Regions from separate parts of the Homo sapiens genome. Here region 1 is linked to region 2. Evidence: chromatin loops called from intact Hi-C (ENCODE). Cell type or tissue: testis. All regions are shown on one strand. Links, peaks and the distances in the headings refer to the core of each region. The heading gives the core; the rest is flanking DNA.

Evidence for each region. A loop is a pair of places that touch in the nucleus more often than their neighbours do. Peaks named below come from ENCODE experiments on the same cell type or tissue, not always from the same donor. Only the 100,000 strongest peaks of a DNase experiment are listed, where the experiment ranks them.
Region 1: a loop joins it to region 2, with 2.7 times the contacts of the local background. A loop is called at or near these places in 2 of 110 quality-filtered maps.

Annotation. Positions count from the first base shown.
Region 1 is chr6:139,937,188-139,946,843 of GRCh38, reverse strand. No RefSeq gene overlaps it. Among named protein-coding and RNA genes, the nearest start is that of LINC02941, 34 kb to the left of the region's middle. In testis, for the core only: no CTCF peak of the experiment used is centred there; a DNase peak (open chromatin) is centred at 4,835; H3K27ac peaks cover 3,492 bases.
Region 2 is chr6:139,890,288-139,899,943 of GRCh38, reverse strand. No RefSeq gene overlaps it. Among named protein-coding and RNA genes, the nearest start is that of LINC02941, 81 kb to the left of the region's middle. RefSeq lists an enhancer at 9,312-9,656. In testis, for the core only: a CTCF peak has its summit at 4,352; a DNase peak (open chromatin) is centred at 5,473; H3K27ac peaks cover 715 bases.

The DNA.
Region 1 (9,656 bases), core at 534-8,533, 47 kb before region 2:
AAAAGCTAATATTAACATTTTTTTGTAGCACAGGTTTATGGGAAATGAATTCTCTCAGTTCTTGTGTTCTATAACAATCTTTAAGTATCCTTAAATTTTGAAAAATATTTTCAAAATTCTGCATATAGATTTGTAGAGTTTTAACTGTCCTTCTATTGTCTCTTGCTTACATTGTTTCTGATAAGAATGGTTGGCTATTCTTATCTTTATTCCCCCTAAAGGTAGTATGTCCCCTTCTCTTACTGTTTTCAAGATCTTCTCTTTATCACTATTTCTTTTGTTGTTATCACGTTGATTATTATGCTGTGCATTATTCTGGACTTCCTATGTGCACAATCATGTAAAAATTACATTTTATGTCTCCCTTTACAGTCCTTATTTATATTTTTTCTTGCCTTATTACACTGCATAGGATCTCGTTAGGATGTTGGATAACATGGAAATAGTTGACATCTTTGTCTGGTTTCTAATTTCTTGGGGAAAAATTGGACTGGGAGCCCACCCATCTAAACTGCATAATCAAAGAGAGTTAGTCATGTGGTAAAGACATGGTCAACTATTTATAAGAAGTGACCATAGACATCCTTCATCATTAAAAAAGTTCTGTTATAATATTCTTATAATAGACAGCAAGTAATGCAGACACCTCAATTTATCCATCAACTACAATCATTTGTATTACAATAGAAAATTCACAGAGTAATTGTCTAGTCCAATATCCTCATAAAATGCTAGCATTTCTTGGCCAGGCTTGGTGGCTCACGCCTGTAATCCCAGCACTTTGGGAGGCCGAGGCAGGTGGATCATGAGGTCAGGAGATCGAGACCATCCTGGCTAACACGGTGAAACCCCATCTCTACTAAAAATTAAAAAAAATAGCCGGGCGTGGTGGCGGGCACCTGTAGTCCCAGCTACTTGTGAGGCTGAGGCAGGAGAATGGAGTTAACCCTGGAGGTGGAGCTTGCAGTGAGCCGAGACAGCGCCACTGCACTCCAGCCTGGGTGACAGAGTGAGACTCCATCTCAAAAAAAAAAAAAAAAAAAAAAAATACTAGCATTTCTTCTCTAACACGACTCATCAGTTGACATGAAGTCTTTATTTGAGTACTTCCAGGGATAAGAAGATGCATTTTATTTTATTTTTCAATCTTTTTTGTTTAGGAATATCTTCATTAAATAACTCAAAATCTGTATGTGTCCTCTCTTATTCAAACGTAGTGTTTCCTAGACAGTTCTTCAACCACATATATTACTTACAATTAGGAGTGGGCACATGAAAGAATCAGAGTAGAGGTGGGGGATAGGAGCAGTGATGTAAACAAAATAGAATTTTAGGACTCTCTCAAATAAATATCTTGACAGGTGATCCAAAGCTGGTGTAATATTCCTCAGTGTAAGGAACTCACACTCCTTATTTCTTACCATCCAAATCAAGCATGGTCCAAATGACAGTATCTACAATCTAGGTAGCTGGGCTAGGGAAAGACATAAGAAAGAAGAGGCTAACACTCTAAACATGCTGTCTTACAAGGAAGCTCCCCAGAGGTTGCCTTGTGACATTTCTGTTTAGATTCAACTGGCTAAAATGTATTCATCTGACCCATACCTCACTGCAAAGGAGCTTGGGAGATGTAGCAAGCATGTATCTTATAATACTTCCCATTGTTCTGTATTCCAATGATTCATTATTATACGGACTTATCTATTCTTTTCCTCCTACTTCTGTTTTTCCTCTTTCTGCCACAGCTTCCTAACCTCTCTCTGGTAAAAGAGACTATTCTGACTACTGAATACTTCTGTTGTCTTTTGCCCCGTGCCCTCTGCTGCCTACTCTTTCTGTAGCTCTCTGTCAACCTTTCTACCTACATCTTTGTAGACCTTAGATAGAAATCCTCTAAGAAAGTAGACTTTAATACCGTTACATAATTGGCCGGGCACAGTGGCTCACACCTGTAATCCCAGCACTTTGGGAGGCCAAGGCAGGTGGATGACTGGAGGTCAGGAGTTCAAGACCAGCCTGGCCAACAGGTGAAATCCCATCTCTACTAAAAATACAATAATTAGCCAGGTGTGGTGGTGCATGTCAGTAGTCCCAGCTACTCGGGAGGCTGAGGCAGGAGGATCACTTGAACCCAGAAGGTGGAGGCTGCAGTGAGCCAAGATTGCACCACTGCACTCCAGCCTGGGCAACAGAGAGAGACCGCATCTATTTAAAAAAAAAAAAAAAAATGCCCCTACTGGGCAGAGCTCTGGGATTAGTTCATAGCCCCGTATCCTGGCCAGCCTGGAGAGGGCTGCTTGCAGTTTGACATTCAAATTTTTTCAGGGCATAAAAATTGCCCTTATATTCCACATGTATGACAAAGGACATATTAAGAAGGACGTGTAGTATGGGTTTTGTTTAGTTTTCTAGACCACAGGCAATCTTCCTAATAGTTTTAGCATAGAAAATTGAAAAGAAAAAGACACTAATTTCAGCCTGTTAGAAATCACTAGCCAGATGTTGTAAAAAGAACCCCTAATGAAAGGACTCCCTGGAGAGTTTAAAAGTTTCTTTATATTCAACCTAATGCTCTTAAAAAGAATATCACGTTTCATTGACATACAAGGCATTCGAGTGAAATTAAAAGGTTTGAAAAACACCCTTCTCTGAATTGAAGTCTAAGGGACTGGTTTTGAAGTTTACCTATTTTCCTAAGAGGGTTTTTACTTCCCTCTGCCATAAACTGAATAATTTTTCCCAATTTGACTTGATGCCATTCAACATTTTTAATTACACCTATAGTTGGATGTTCGGTTCAGGTGAAGCTGAGTCAACAGTCACACTTTAAGTCTGTTAGGGCATCATGAAGCAAGCAGTTAAACTAGAAGTGAATCTAAAAGGCAAAATAAATATTCTTTGTGTTCAGAAATCAGGGGGAGGAGTAAAACAAAGTAATTAAAGAATGTAATTGGTAGATTTCATAAAAATCAGTAGTCAGTTATTTTCTATGTACTGGATTCAAGAAATAATTTATGGATATAATCTGGAGAAAAACAAATTTATAAAAAAAGCAATATTTTCAACTTGTTTTAAATAGACCTAACACAGTTACAACCTTATCTCTACAAGTAACTCAACATTTTCTTTTTTACATTTTTTCTAAAACCAACTAATTTGCAGTTATAGTTTTCATCCTGAACTGTTGCCTGCAAAAATGCACTTCCTGGTTATTCACAGCAAAATAATTCCTTTCCCCACCCCCTTCTGATTCTGATGTGATGAGGTAACTTTGAACAGTTGTGTGCATAACTCATTTTCCTCACTGCTGGAAAAACATTGAGTTACTTGGGGAAAGGGGGAAATGTTTTTTTTTTTTTTTTTTTTTAAACTCAACACTCAGACTTGCTGCAAGTTCATTTGTTAATGGAAATAGAAGGGAAATTTTCATTTTTTTTCTCCTTTACTTCAGCTCATTTAACAGAAAAGGGGGCTATTCATCTATAGCCATAGTAAACATCGCTTTAGAAGACTGCTTTATCTATACGGAAATTTAGGAGAAATAAATGATGGAGAAGCTATAAAGATTCAGAATATGATAAAGGCAGTGATGCTACTGAAAGTAGAGAACTTAAAGCCAAAATCAAAGAAACAGTAATTTGGTGAGAACATGTAACAATGCATGAAGTACTGCTTGAGTGACTTTTACATAAGGGCAGGCAGGTTCTGCCTACATGTTGAAAAAAAGCTTTACTGGTTTCCATATTGTTTCTCCTGGACCCTAAAGTGAGCCACGGATAAAATGACAGTAATTAGGATATTCAGTAGGCATTACCTGAGCTGACAACTCCCACAGGGAAGGTGGCAAATGCCAGGGCAAAAGCTAGGAAGTGACAGTGGCCTTTGCACAGTAAATTGAAACCTTTGTGCCAGGCCTCTGCTGATCTCGCGGGGGGAAAAATCACTACAAAAACTCAGAAAACTCCTTTACCCATTGAAGCCCATATTTGTCTCGGCAAACACTCATCTTCCTGTCTGTGAACCATTATCCCTCTCTGTCTATCTTTCCTCACACTTTGTCCCCTTCACATGCTTGCTAATTTTACTTTGGCCTTTCTCTCTACTTCCCTGAGTGAATTTCTTCTCACCGTTTTATGTATCTCATCATCTTAGGCTTTTCATCGTCCCTCTGTCCTTTGTGCTCTATAAATGTTTCAATGCTTACAAGTCATATGAGGAAAAGGAGAGTCCTCGGACCTATCAAGTAATCTAATTCGGTATCTCTCATCTCCTCTGCCCAAATGACTTGAGCTCTGTTCCCCTAACATCAGCAGAATGTCTTCAAAGAATTAACTTGCCTCCCAAATCAGCAAGGGTGAGCCCAAACAGCTGTGTCTGAGGATTCCACTTATGCAAGAATTCTGAAAAAATAAAGGCTGAAAGGGATTTTGTTTTAAATGTACGTCAAAAAAGACCAAGAGAAAATTAACTGTTGTTTCATCTTCTACTTTTTTAAAGCAGCAAAAAAGATATACATCCAAGGTCATTTCGTCTAAGGGTACAACTATTCCTCATCTGAACCTAGTAATTAACAACAATAACAGCACATAAACATACACAAGAAGCAGAATCTTTGTAGGATGGTAAAATCCTATGTCGTGGAAGCAAAGCTATATTTGTTCTCAATACATTATAATTCTTTGCAATTCCAAGTGTTCACATCTTGTTACATGCCCATAAACTTCCTACAAAATATTTCAACTTTAATACTGTGTCATTGTATTAGCTTATTGTAACATTGTTACAACACACACGAAGTAGTCCTCCCTTATCTTGGGAGAATATGTTCCCAGAGCTCCAGTGGATGCTGGAGACTACAGAGAATAGGCTGTCAATTAGAACATGTTTTCTGTTCTAATTGACATGTCTTCCATGCATGTCTTCCAAGCACAAATTTAATTTTAATTCTTTTAATCCTTAACTAAGCATTTAGCACACTCCTTTTCCGGACCCTTCCAGTTTGAGGTGGGACAGCAAAACTAGTACAAATATTTTTCTTTTATTCTTCTTCATAATTTCACAGATAGAAGATTTGTTCTCACTATAGATCTTAGCAACCTTGGCATGCCAATTTTTTTTTGTAACTAAGTCAAAAAACTTTTGTCTTTTCACTTAAAAGAAGCACTTCTCTTTGGCTTCTCTTTGGCATGTCTCAATGGCCAGTATCATTACTCTTTCACTTTGGGGCCATTATTAAGTAAAATAAAGGTGACAAACACAGCACTGGGATGTTGCAACAGTCTGATAACCCAAATGACTACTAAGTGATGGTGTCTATAGCTTCCTAGGTTTATCCTGTCCTATGAAGACTCTGCTGGTTGTGTGTGTGTGTGTGTGTGTTGTTGTTGTTGTTGTTGTTGTTGATTACTGGTTTAGACAAAGGGAAGATATAATTCCCAAGAGGAACCAAGGAAAACAGCAAGAGATTTCATCCCGTGTCTCAGAATGACACGCAATTTAAGACTTAGGCAATATTTTTGTAACTTTCCATGTAATATTTTCAGACTGCAGTTGACCGTGAGTAACTGAAACCATGGAAAGCAAAACTGCAGATAAGAGGGCACTACTCTATAAATGTATGTAAATTATTGCTCACTTCCTCTTTAAGAGGAATTTCCACAGCCTTGTACCCCTAATAGAACCTTCTATCTCTATATAGTTTACTCTGCCCAGGAACAACACAGTAATTATAGCTCGAGATGCTGAAAGAAAAATATGTTGGCCAAAATATCACCAAGCCTCTTTTTTATTTTTTCTTAACAAAACATTGTCACCACTTCTGCCAGGGAATTTGTTAAGAAAAAATGATGAAACGGGGTGGAAAGTGAGCATTCAGTGCTTCAGACCAGGGCACAGCCTCAGGGTAGACAACTTTCATTCACACTTGCAGCGTAAACATTCTCTAGTAGCCTGGTGATCAGCCTCGTGATCAGGCTTATGCATGTTCAGGGTGGGAACTAAATGTAAACAAAGATTACCAGAATCTGAGAAAATCAAAATCAGAGTCTTGACAATATCAGAATAATCCCTTCTATTAAAACCACGGTTCCCAGTTATGTTTCCAAAATCACTAGCGTGCCACAAGATGTAATTAAATGTTTTCTGGGTGGTGGGGTTGGGGGATGGTGAGGATTCATGGTCAAAAGCCTTTGGAAACAGTGGGTTAAACAGATCTCTTTACTATAGAACTTTTGTGTGTCATTAATACATAAACTCATTTTGAATCACCAAAAGGGTGATAAAATGCAATTTTTTCCAAACTAATTGGGTTATAAAACTCTTTGATGACAGAAAACATATTAACATTGTCCAAAACACAAGTGTCTCAAAAGACAGTTTGGAAAATGCTACATCTGAAGTTTAGTAGTCATTGATATTAATGGCTTTATTGAATGCTATAGCTATTCATCAAAATGATGAATTAATAGAAGGGTAGCTACATATATAAAATCAAATTTAGCTGTCACTTTCCTAAAAGTGTAATCGAAAAGCAAACAACAAATGTACTATTGTGCACCTGCACTCTGCAAAATAATATGAGCATCACTCAAAGTTCCTATCAACTTTAGAAACATATATTGTAATTTAGGAGAAAATTTTGTCTTCATCGCTTTCCATGTGCTTGTTTTCATAGAAGAAATCTCATATAAATAATTAATTAACTAATTGTAAAGCATTCGCATCTTAATCCTTCCATCTCTCTCTTGTAATACTTACAAAATATTTTAGAGATTTGTCTCAGTTCCGTTTTGTTAAAAGATGAATGAATGAGTAGAGAAGCCCAAAATGGAAAGATTGTTTTGTGTCCAAATGTTTATTAAAAGGTCACTCAATAAAAATTGCCTATACCATTTTTAAACTGGAGATGGAAAAATCATCTATGAGTGACAAGAAGCTTCTTTCCAATTTTAGATCGCTAGGATCTTTCCTTTCTGCATTTTTCCTACTTTATTGGCTTCCAATCTGAAAACTCAGGGTCTCTTTCAGATGTAGAGCTCCTTTACAAGCGATGAAATTGCTGAAGCAGCTTATTCTTACACAATAAAGCCTACATATAACATGTGTCATTCTATAACCCTCATGCTAATCCAAAATAAATAGAAATCATACATGAACTGAAATCTGACCTGCTCCTTGAAGCATAGCTCAATGGGAAAGCTGGGTTTTAAGACATTTACATTTAAAAGAAAGAAAATAATTCCTTTACCTTGAAGCTCACAGATAATTTTAGAAGTTTGGGAGACAGCTAAATTTTATCCCAAGTAAATTTTTTAATATCTTAATAGATGTATTAAAAATACTTTAAATTCAATAATCATGTGCTAATATCTGCAACTTTCTTTAAGGCTAAATAAATGGGGAAGCCATCTTGTTTTCCACATCACTGGCTCTAGCATGCTATAGAAGATCACCATGACAACAGGAGCTGGTTTGCCTGGTGTGAAGACAACAGTGTAGGCCTCATTTCCTAGATGCATGTTTCTACTAAAGTTGATTCACCAATTAAAAGACTCTTTTCTGTCCTTGGGGGCTTCAGAGATGCAAATAGTGTTGGAAAAGCTGGCTGGTCAGCTGCTACACCTAGTAACTCCTCTTGATTATCTAAAAATAAAATGACTCTTGTTTAATTTTTTTAAAAACTAGGTATTTCTGATTCCCACTGAGCTGGGAGTTAATACTCAAATTGAGAAGACTTGCTTGAAATTGTGAACTACTGTCCTTGTTATAACTTGTGATTACTCTTTAAATTCTTTAAAAAAGATTATTCTGAATGTGTTTTTAAGCATCCTATTATCACGTTATGAGATACACAGTAATGCCTTGTTAACTCTTCATGTCATTCATTATGTGAATAAGAAACAGAATGTCATGATGAAAGTTTAAGTAGATTTTTAAAAAGCATATAAAAAATGTGTGAGGATGACACAAAAGAAAAATTTAAATGTTAATCTGAATATATTCCTATAGAATATCTTTATGATTTAAAGCAAGAAAATATAAAGCAAGTATTTATTAAAGATCTAGATTCACAAAGAAGAATTTTCTTGACATTCGGGAGCTCAAACTACAAATGTCATTAATGAGTTTTTATTTAAAATAAAGAATTGTGTGTCTAGTTTAGGGACAAATGAAGAAACTACAAACTTTAACACAAGTATTTTAGAATAAATATACCAATTTTAAAACTATAGATTAGTATTATGTGTTGTATACAATGGTAAATAATGTTTGACACCTACCTCTGTAATGTACACTACTCTATGAATTTCTCTTTTTTGTATCAACTTAATAAATCCATACTTCAGTTTTGACATTTTACTGTCCTTAATTAAAAATGCAATGCTAAAAATATCCAAATTATGTTACTCAATATATTTATGATTTTTTATTAAGAGAAGATAGAAGAAACACAACAAAATTAATTTTCAAGTAAAATTACACATGTCTATTAATAGGCATATGATAAAGACAAATGTTATTAAACAGTGCTATTTAGGAATTATGTGCACAAATTAACAATACACGCTAGCCAATTTTCTGTAATGTGTTTGTATATTTAACTGTTTCTTTGTATAGCTAATTAAATGTTTGTTGCAAAGTCTCATGGGACGCTCATTTGCATATACCTTTTTATAATGGCTAAACACATTCTCACTAAGTATTGCCTGATGAATAGATATTTCACAAATGCCTGCCATGGACACAACAACAAACTATGGACACATGTCATTATTACTGTAGTTCAGCAGCACAACACTCCATGGCTGTCTCTGAATAATTAGACTAATTTAAAAATCACTCATTAGCTTATGAGTGGTAGCTAGTGTAGCATTGCATTTTAATTTTAAAAGTTTAATTAAAATAAAATTGTGTCCAGTTTTTTGCCTACTTAAATTTATATAGATATTTTAATATGAATTTACATGAAAGTTTGATTTTAGGAGAAAATTTCATATCAAATATCAGAAAATAAATTGTCAAATTCAGATATAAGCTGAAACAAAAAAGAACAACAGACGGCCGGGCACGGTGGCTCACGCCTGTAATCCCAGCACTTTGGAAGGCCTAGGTGGGCGGATCACGAAGTCAGGAGATCAAGACCATCCTGGCTAACACGATGAAACCCCGTCTCTACTAAAAATATAAAAAATTAGCAGGGCGTGGTGGCGGGCTCCTGTAGTCCCAGCTACTCCGGAGGCTGAGGCAGGAGAATGGCGTGAACCCAGGAGGCGGAGCTTGCCGTGAGCCAAGATAGCGCCACTGCACTCCAGCCTGGGAAACAGAGTGAGACTCCGTTTCAAAAAAAAAAAAGAACAACAGACAAAGATATGAACACTGTACCTTTTTCACACAGTTATATTGAAAATTATATGAGATAATCTATGTAAATGAAATGCCTATTGATGGTAGGTTTACAGTAAGTATTCATTTCCTTCTAGGTTTTTCTCCAGAATGAAAGAACTTAGAATGACCTTAAAAGAACAGTATTTAACTTATAAAATTAATTATTCTAAGAGAGTCACAAGGCATACTGGCATATATAGGAGTAAAGATTGTTTAGTTTGGGTGTGATCTTAGTTTTGCAGTCATATCTCACTATAAAAGCACAAGTCACT
Region 2 (9,656 bases), core at 923-8,922:
TAGACCAATGAAACAGAATAGAGAGCTCAGAAATAAGGCTGCATACTTATAATCATTTGATCTTTGACAAAGCTGATAAAAACAAGCAATGGGAAAAGACTCCCTAGTCAATAAACGGTACTGGGATAACTGGCTAGCCATATGCAGATTGAAGCTGGACCCCTTCCTTACACCATGTACAAAAATCAACTCAAGATGGATTAAAGACTTAAATGTAAAACCCACAACGATAAAAACCTTAGGCAATATCATTCTGGACATAAGAGCAAGCAAAGATTTCATGATGAAGATGCCATCATGATTGCTGTTGAAGATTTCAAAATCGGTCTTGAAAAGCAACATAAACAAGAGCAAAAATTGACAAATAGGACCTAATTAAACTAACGAGCTTCTACACAGCAAAATAAACTATCAACAGAGTACACAGACAACCTACAAAATGAGAGAACATTTTTGCAAATTATGCATCTGATAAAGGTCTAATTTCTGGCATCTACAAGGAACTTAAACAAATGTACAAGAAAAAACACCCCATTAAAAAGTAGGCAGAGGACATGAACACTTTTCGAAAGAAAACCTGCATGTGGCCAACAAGCATATGAACAAAAGCTCAATATCACTGATCATTAGAGAAATGCAAATCAAAACCATAATCAGATACCATCTCACACCAGTCAGAATGGCTACTAAAAATTTTAAAAATAACAGATGCTGGTGAGGTTGCAGAGAAAAGGGTACACTTACACACTGTTGGTGGGAGTGTAAATTAGTTCAACCATTGTGGAAAGCAGTGTAACGATTCCTTAAAGAGCTAAAAACAGAACTCTCATTCAACCCAGTAATCCCATTACTGGGTATGTACCCAGAGGAATATAAATCATTCTACCATAAAGACACATGCACGCACATGAATGTTTATTGCAGCACTATTCACAATAGCAAAGACATGGATGTCAACCTAAAAGTCCATCAATGACAGATTAGATAAAGAAAATGTGATACATATACACCATGGAATACTACTCAGCCATAAAAAGAACATGATCATGCCTTCTATTGGAACATGGATGGAGCTGGAGGCCATTATCCTTAACAAACTAACACAGGAACAGAAACTTAAATACTGCATGTCTTGATTTAAAGTGGGAGCTAAATGATGAGAAATCATGGACACAAAGGGGAACAACAGACATTGGCACCTACTTGAGGGTGGAGGGTGGGAGGAGAGAGAGGATCAGAAAAAGTAACAATTTGGTACTGGGCTTAATACCTGGATGATGAGATAATCTGTACAATAAACGCCCCATGACATGAGTTTACCTATATAGCAAACCTACACATGTACCTCTGAACCTAAAATAAAAGTTTTATTAAAAAAATTCACACATTAAAAAAACCTTTAATAGATAATCATCAAATAAAGGTTAACAAATTTGAATGTCTTTGAAAAGAAGAACAAAGAAAAATGGTAAAAACATTGGTCATTAAACTTTCCTTAAATAACTCTTTTTTCTTACTTTTATACACGGAATTGGTTTCTATTAAACAAGATATGCGAATCCCTTTAAATTATATTTTGCATATGCTTATCTTGTCATCTTAAAATGTGTTAATACTGTATAAAATAAGTGCTCATGAAAAAATATCTAGATAATTTTTTATGTACTACCTTCTAGTTTTTTCAATTATCCACAAAACCAAAAGTGAGCTCCTTTAGTTACAGGTTATAATTAATATAAATGATTACAGAGAAAGAGGAACATGTATGCAAGATAATAAATATGGTTTGAAAGTTCATTAAGGGAATTTTTTTCAGTTTATTAAAATGGTAATGTAAAAATAATACATGCATATTGATAATATATAAGCGATTAAGTTAATTACATTTAAAAGATAAGATTAAAAGCTTCAACTTTATCTTCTCTTTGCATGGATGTATGTATGTCTTAGCAATACATAAAAATATATAAATACCTATAAATATATATATTACATACACAAAATATATGAACATTAATTCAAAGGCTTATACATAATTTTAAATGACAAATTTAACAGCATATTGTCAATGAAAAATATTCATGAGAAGAAAATTTATTTATCTGACAAAGGCATATCAGGTACTGTGAACAACTAACACAAAAGTAAAAGTCTAAGGTGTGGGTTCTTTCAGCCATCTTTCTCAATTAAAAAGGCAACCATTATCATTGATGATGAAACATTGTTAGGAATCTTCCAAAAGCATATGACATTTGGGAAAAGAAAGCTTCCACTCAAAAATTTTGGATAACGATTACTGTAAATAGCTTCTATGCCAGACCCACCAACAAGACCCATGGCTGGTCACACTCTAATCTGCATGTCTTATTTTTAATTTTCTCAGCAATTTTCTTTCCTTTTAGCTGTTTTAAGGTTCTGGATTTTTACCTGCCACTTTCTAGCTCTGAACTTTAATTTGATATTTAACTTTGACTTTGGTGATTTCCCTATACTGCTGTAAGTCTAATAAATGGAGCTTCGCTTACTGGATGAGTTTATGTAGTGGTTATGTGGGGAGTTGGAAGTTGACAGGGCCAAGTCAGAAAACTACGATCCCTTGTTAACTTTCCTGCCCCTACAGGGAAATATTTAGAGGTTGAAGAAACACTTATCATTATTATTTTTATTATTATTTTTTTTGAGAAGCACCTTCATCCAATCAGCCAGGAAATCTGTGTGAGGACCCATTGGGTTCCCATGCAAACTGAACCACTGTCAGTCATCCTTGACATGCCAGTGTTCCACAGGAGATCTAAAATTAGGTTCCCAAAAGTGTAAAAGAAAATTGAAGGGAAGATTGATTTGAAATAATATTATCATATAACATCTCATATATTACATCCCATTTATGTATACTTAAATGTGTATATAATGTTTTAAAACTTAATTTTTTATTTTTATCAGGTGCCAAAACTGAGAGTGATAATGAATATGATAAACTTTCTCTATTAAATCTAAAATATATGCAGCTAACACATATAGATCAACCCAACTCCTCACAAAGAATCTGACTTTACTAAAATATGTCTCAATATTTTTAGTTCCTGTAAGAAAGGGCATGCTTGGCTTATCTACTTAGATATTAAAGCACTGTTAGTGGAATTTCAATGTCAAAAAACCTCACTGGTTTATCAATTTTTACTGAGAATTTTTAGGACTATTATTATGAATCAGCTGGATATTTCATGCTCATGCTATTGTACTGTATACATTCCCTCACATATGTTGGGTTCCATCATGACTAGTTCTAATAATGTTGATTATTACTCAACTAATCCAAAATTTAATTCCTCCAAGATATAAAATGGGCCTAGTTTATTCATGTTAAATAAGTCTCAAATGAATATCCTAAACTAGCATATAATTTGGAGATTAAGAAAATAACACATGGTTTAAGTCTGGGGTGAACTGTTAAATGTTCATAACCACTCAAAGCAATCCAATTCATAATCCAACACAGCAAATTAAGTCAAACTCAGAGAACGGAGTCAGAAGCATGTATCCTTTCTGATTTTTTCATATGAAGCCCACAGATTTCAAGATTTTATTATTTTAATACAAAATTAAATAAAAACTTAGCTAGGAAAGCAATATTTGAGTTAAAGCAATATTTGCGTTAAAGAGCCCTAATCACAAAAGAATATTTTAACAAATAAAATTCTAAGTGTTTACTGACTTGAAACTCTCTAACACACTGTCCCATGTTGGCTATTTCACCCATGTGAAAACATTTTTCTTTTTTCTTTTTTTGTTTTATTTTTTGAGATGGAGTCTCACTCTGTCACCCTAGCTGGAGTGCAGTGGCGCGATCTTGGCTCACCGCAAGCCCCGCCATTCTCCTGCCTCAGCCTCCTGAGTAGCTGGGACTACATGCGCCCGCCACCATGCCCGGCTAATTTTTTTGTATTTTTAGTAGAGACAGGGTGTCACCGTGTTAGCCAGGATGGTCTCGATCTCCTGACCTCATGATCCGCCCGCTTCAGCCTCCCAAAGTGCTGGGATTACAGGTGTGAGCCACCACACCCAGCCCACGTGAAAAAATTTTAATCCAACATCTTGACTCAATGCAATTTGGGTTTATCTCACTGGCTTTTAATAAGTTATTTTCCTCCAATATGCCAATATAAGTCATCTCACTTCACATTCAGGTTCATCAATTTTTTAGCAAAGTTCACATTCAAGCTATAAAAGCTGTAAATTAAAAACAAAGCTTTCAGGTAAGGTCAGTCTGGGACAATCAAATCCAAGGGTTCATTGATGTAGGACAAAAAGTAATGATGGAAAAGCAAATGCACAATGTATTTTAAACACTAGAGGGAGTGAAAAAGAAATGTGAGGGATGGAGTGTTTTGGGTTTGTAAAATCTACAAGCAGAACTTTCTTAGAACACCAGTGAAAATTCAACAATTAAATCTGCCAATAAATGACCAAGCTTGTCATGCAACATGCGTGATAGTGTTTCTCAGATTGCTTAGCATTGGATATTCAAGCTATATAGGAACCTTGTACACTGTATTGCCTTGCTGTGTGACTTTGTACAAATCACTCAACCTCTCTGGGTCTCATCTCTCTTATGTATTAATTGAAAAGAATGCAGAAAATATAAGTAGTTGTAAAATTACTTGTAGATTTTAAAATATATTACTAATGATAGAGGCAGGAGGCAGATAAATTCTAGGTAGACAGGGGCTGGTCCCTGGCAAAACCCCACCTTTGACCTAAAAAGACTGAAACCCATGGCCCTAAGTGACAACTTCTATCCCTGTTTGCCTGCACTCTCCCAATTGATTCTTTCTGAATAATGTCTTTTTATCAATCAAGTGTTGCCTTTTCCAAAACTACCTACAGCCTGCCCCACCCCCGCCCCCATCCTGTGCCTATAAAGACCCCAGGCTCAGCTGGTAGAGAGAGAGAAGCAGCCTGACTGGAGAGAGGTAACTTGACTTCAGGGAGATGGCTGGATTTCAGAGGAGAGATGGATTAACTTTGGAGAAACAATGAATTCAAGGAAGAGCTGGCCAGAGACGGCCAGACTTTGGGGAAAGATTACTTGCTCATCCCGTCCCCTCACCATTCCCCTCCCCAATGAGAACCATTTCCATCTGTTAATAAAATTCTCTCCCTTCACCATCTTTCAAGTGTCCAGGCGACCTCATTCTTCTTGGATGATGGACAAGAGCTCAGGACTTACCGAGTAAGGGTACCCAAAAAAAGGCTGTCATACTGGCCCTTTGCCCTTGCTGGTGGAAGGCATCTACCCCATGCAATGAGGCAAAAGGCCCACTGAACTGATAACATACCACTGTCCATGGACGGTGGAACTAAGAGAGCATTGTAACATGCCCTCTGGAGCTTCAGGCGTCACAGTCATCCCCATCGGGTTGCTGCCGCTGGGCCCGCACAGAGCCTGCTCCTGACAGCACCCGAAGCAGCCAGCTGGATCCCATACTTGCTTGCTCACGTTCTCCCTCCCTCAAGGGGTTGAGAGCAGCAGGCCAAGTACACAGGATAGCCCTGTTGCAAGTCCGATGAAGGGGTCAAGAAAAATACTGCATCACTAATATTAATTAAAGTGGGAGAAGCTTTTAGAGCAAAGATGTGCTATAAAAGAAATTGCATAATTAACAGAATAGTTGTGAGAGTAAGCAAGAACTGGAATTAAATCCTAAAACTATCGAGATTCAAGTTTTACTTACTAGGTCTCTAACCTTGCACTACTTAAAACTTTTCTTGACCTCTTTCCTTAGCCTTAAGAATGAGCTGATCTCTGTCTCAAGAATTTTGTGAGAACTAAATATGGCAATGGCTTAAATTCTAAGACAAGGCTAGCAAACAGTGGTAATTTAATACTTGGCAAATATTATGTTTGTTTTTATTTAGGTATGTTAGCCAGGAGATAGTCCCAAAAATTCTAAAGGTCACTCTCAAGGTTTTATATTTCTACCCTTCAATGATATTAATATAGTCACATTAATCTAAAGTGGATTCCTTCTGGCCTGTCCTTGATCTTATCAGAAATTGTCAAAAAAATTTTTTGTACCACTCTGGAATGACTGTCACCTGACTTAGAGAAATTGAAAAATGTCAGAGATTGTAAAATACTGTAGGTTATTAATTGCATTACAGAGATGCTCCAATTTTAAAAACGTCTATCTTAGGATAAATGAAATAAGTATTCTTAACCATTCTTGATCCTTTGTGTCTGGGAATTTGGTCCCAATTCCTCTTTCCAGGCCTTTCTTCCACTAGCTCATTAACTTTCCTGCCTCCACATAATTTCCCACTCTTCAAATGCTCTCCTTAAAAGTCCTTCTCCTGAAGTCTTCCTCCATCTTTCTCCCTTCAGAACATCGGTAATCCTTTATTGGTTCCTATGATGCCGTAGTTAACATTTCCCGCCTTGCATAATGTTTATGTTTCCTTTTATTTCATCTCCCATATTAGAATGCACACTTTGAAAGCACAGAAAGTACTTAGTCATTTTTGTATCCCTCACAGAGCTTTGTATAGGACAGAAACTTAATATATATCATTTGATCAAATCAATGAAACTGTAGCAGAATTATTTACACTTCAGTGAATAAGTTATTTCCAAGAATTTCAAAGATAGCCCATTACATATAGCAAAACATATAACCTAATTAACTCTCATTTTAGGTAACATGAGCACAGAGTTGTTCATTCAATGAAGTAAAATGAAAACTAGAAATATTCTCCATACCACTGCTCAGTTCAAGTACTTCAGTGCACCCTTTTGTTATCTTTTATTGAATGCATTATCCTTAAACATGAAAAACAAGAGGGTATTTAATGATTGTCATCTTTGCATGAGGGTTCTGAAATATATTGACCAATGATTTTATGGAGACACCTGTGTAATACCATGATACCATGCAGAACGTTGTTCAAGAAATGTGAAGGGTCTGAGATTCTACTTTATTTGCAAGTCAACCTATTGGTCTGCCACAGTTTCATTAATTCTGGCAAGAGACATAAGACTCATGAATGAAAAACAAAAGAAAGTTTATTATTCATAGCAACAGTAGTAGCCAGAGAAATGTTTGTTTTTTTTGTTTTTGTTTTTTTTTTTTTTTGAGATAGGGTCTCGCTCTGTTGCCCAGCCTGGAGTGCAGGGGCACCATCTCAGCTTATTGCAAGCTCCGCCTCCTGGGTTCACACCATCCTCCTGCCTCAGCCTCCTGAGTAGCTGGGACTACAGGCGCCCGCCACCATGCCCGGCTGATTTTTTTTTTTTTTTGTATTTTTAATAGAGACGGGGTTTCACCATATTAGCCAGGATGGTCTTGATCTCCTGACCTCGTGATCTGCCTCGTGGCCTCCCAAAGTGCTGGGATTACAGACATGAGCCACCGCACCCGGCCCTAGAAATGTCATTTTTTTACTCATTCTCCAAGACTTAGTTCCCATGGGGTGATACAAACAGCATCAAGTGACACCTGAATGCACCATGAGAAAAATCCTGAACTTGGAGAACTGAATGTCTTATACTGGACAGTAAGCATACCTGCTCATTGTTCTGGGGGAGAAATACTTCCTCATGCAAGGCTGTAAACAAATCTGCCCTTTATTCCAACAGGAGATACTGTCTCTAATTTCCAAAGCTGTTTGCTGTACAAATATCCTTGAAAATATATTCTAGAAGAAAGCCACTTTTCTCACGAGATGGGCAGAAACATGAGAACCTACTGATAATTCTCTTCAATAAATGCCATTCATTGACTCCCATCACTGCAGAGTGAAAAGCTCCAAAGTTTACTGGTTTGTTATATATTGAGTACAATCAGTTCTACGATAATGCATATGTATTCCTTAAAAGTGCCATCCTATGTGAAATCGTGCAATAAAAGCCAGAGGTTCTGGGAAAAATCGTGTTAAGATACAATACTCAAAGAGTTTGTCAACAACAAATTAAACATAATATAGGAACCTAATAAAAACAGTAGCATGACTTTACATGTATTAAACAGTTAACTAATACATACATACCTCAATAAATACAGCACTTGATTTTGAAGAAAAACTTGACATTTGCTTGTGAAAATGAATGTCAGGAGTTTTAGTTTTGAGTTATCGTGAAGTAGTAAAGGAGGGTTGTCTAGAATCAGATGAAAGCTATAACAACAGATGTGGATGGATGCAACTCATAATCCACGTGGTAAACTGATACAGATGGTAGATGCTTGAGATGTGTGTGTACATTTTGCATTTTTCTTGTGACTCAACCGAGCTGGGTCCAGTTGTTTGCACTTACCTAGTATTTCTCGTGGATGAAGTCATAGATGAGGAACCACACATGGATGAAATCATACATAACACAACATTGTGTTATGCTGCACTTAATTACTAATATATCAATCTTATTGACAAGCACTATAGCAGAACTACCTTTATATGATGATCTAGTCACAAGTAACACAATGTTCTCATTCATTCATTAAAGCTTACTTCCTGCAGACCACTATTAGCAAACATTCCCTTTAGCTTAATTTGAATTAAGCTGTGCACTTGAAAGTACATTCTTTTCATTGGTTTGTGTTACCAAAATAAAACGTAACTGTAAAAATCTAGAACAAGTTAGTAATTCCTTCATTTTATTATGCTGCAATCCAGTCTCTCCTCAGAGTTAACTGTGTGGCAGTTTGGTGTTACCTTCCCAGATATTTGTTTTACTTTTACACACAGGTTTAGAGGTCTTTTTTGTTTGTTTGTTTGTTTTTTCCTTTTCTTTTACATCTATGAGATTTTTTTTTTTCTTGAGATGGAGTTTCGCTCTTGTTGCCCAGGCTGGAGTGTAATGGCACCATCTCGGCTCACCGCAACCTCCGCTTCCCAGGTTTAAGTGATTCTCCTGTCTCAGCCTCCCAAGTAGCTGGGATTACAGGCATGTGCCACCACACCCAGCTAATTTTGTATTTTTAGTAGAGACAGGGTTTCTCCAAGTTGGTCAGGCCGGTCTCAAACTCCCAACCTCAGGTGATCTGCCCACCTCAGCCTCCCAAAGTGCTGGAATTATATCACCGCACCCAGCCTGAGATCATTCAATGCATATTTTTCATTCTGAATTCAATGTATTATATAGAACATTTCTACGTTAGGACATCATTCTCATTAACTGCTATATAGTATTCCATGTTGTAAATGTAACATCACTTTCATTGGTTAATTTTTCTTTATAAATAATCTTGAAAGAGGAAAAAAGATACTGAAAAGTTATTGATGCTCATATCTGAGTTTTTCATAGAATAAATTTTTGGAAAAGGCATTAACAGATGAAAAAGTATACAATTTTACATTTTGATAGATGTTGTCAAGTTGATTAAAAATAAAGCACTAACAAAATTATACCATTACTCTGTTCTCCATATTTTTGCCAACACTGGATATTATCCATCTTTTATAATTTTTGTCAATATGATGAGGATTTTATTTTCAATCTCCATTTAATACAGTTTATCGGTAAGAATGACTTTTTTTATATGTTTGTTACCTATTGCACTTCATCTCTGAATTATTTATTTATAACCTTTGCCTCCTTTTGTCATTGGATTTTTGTATGTTTTTCTAAAATATTCATTTGTGAGAGTTCTTTATATATT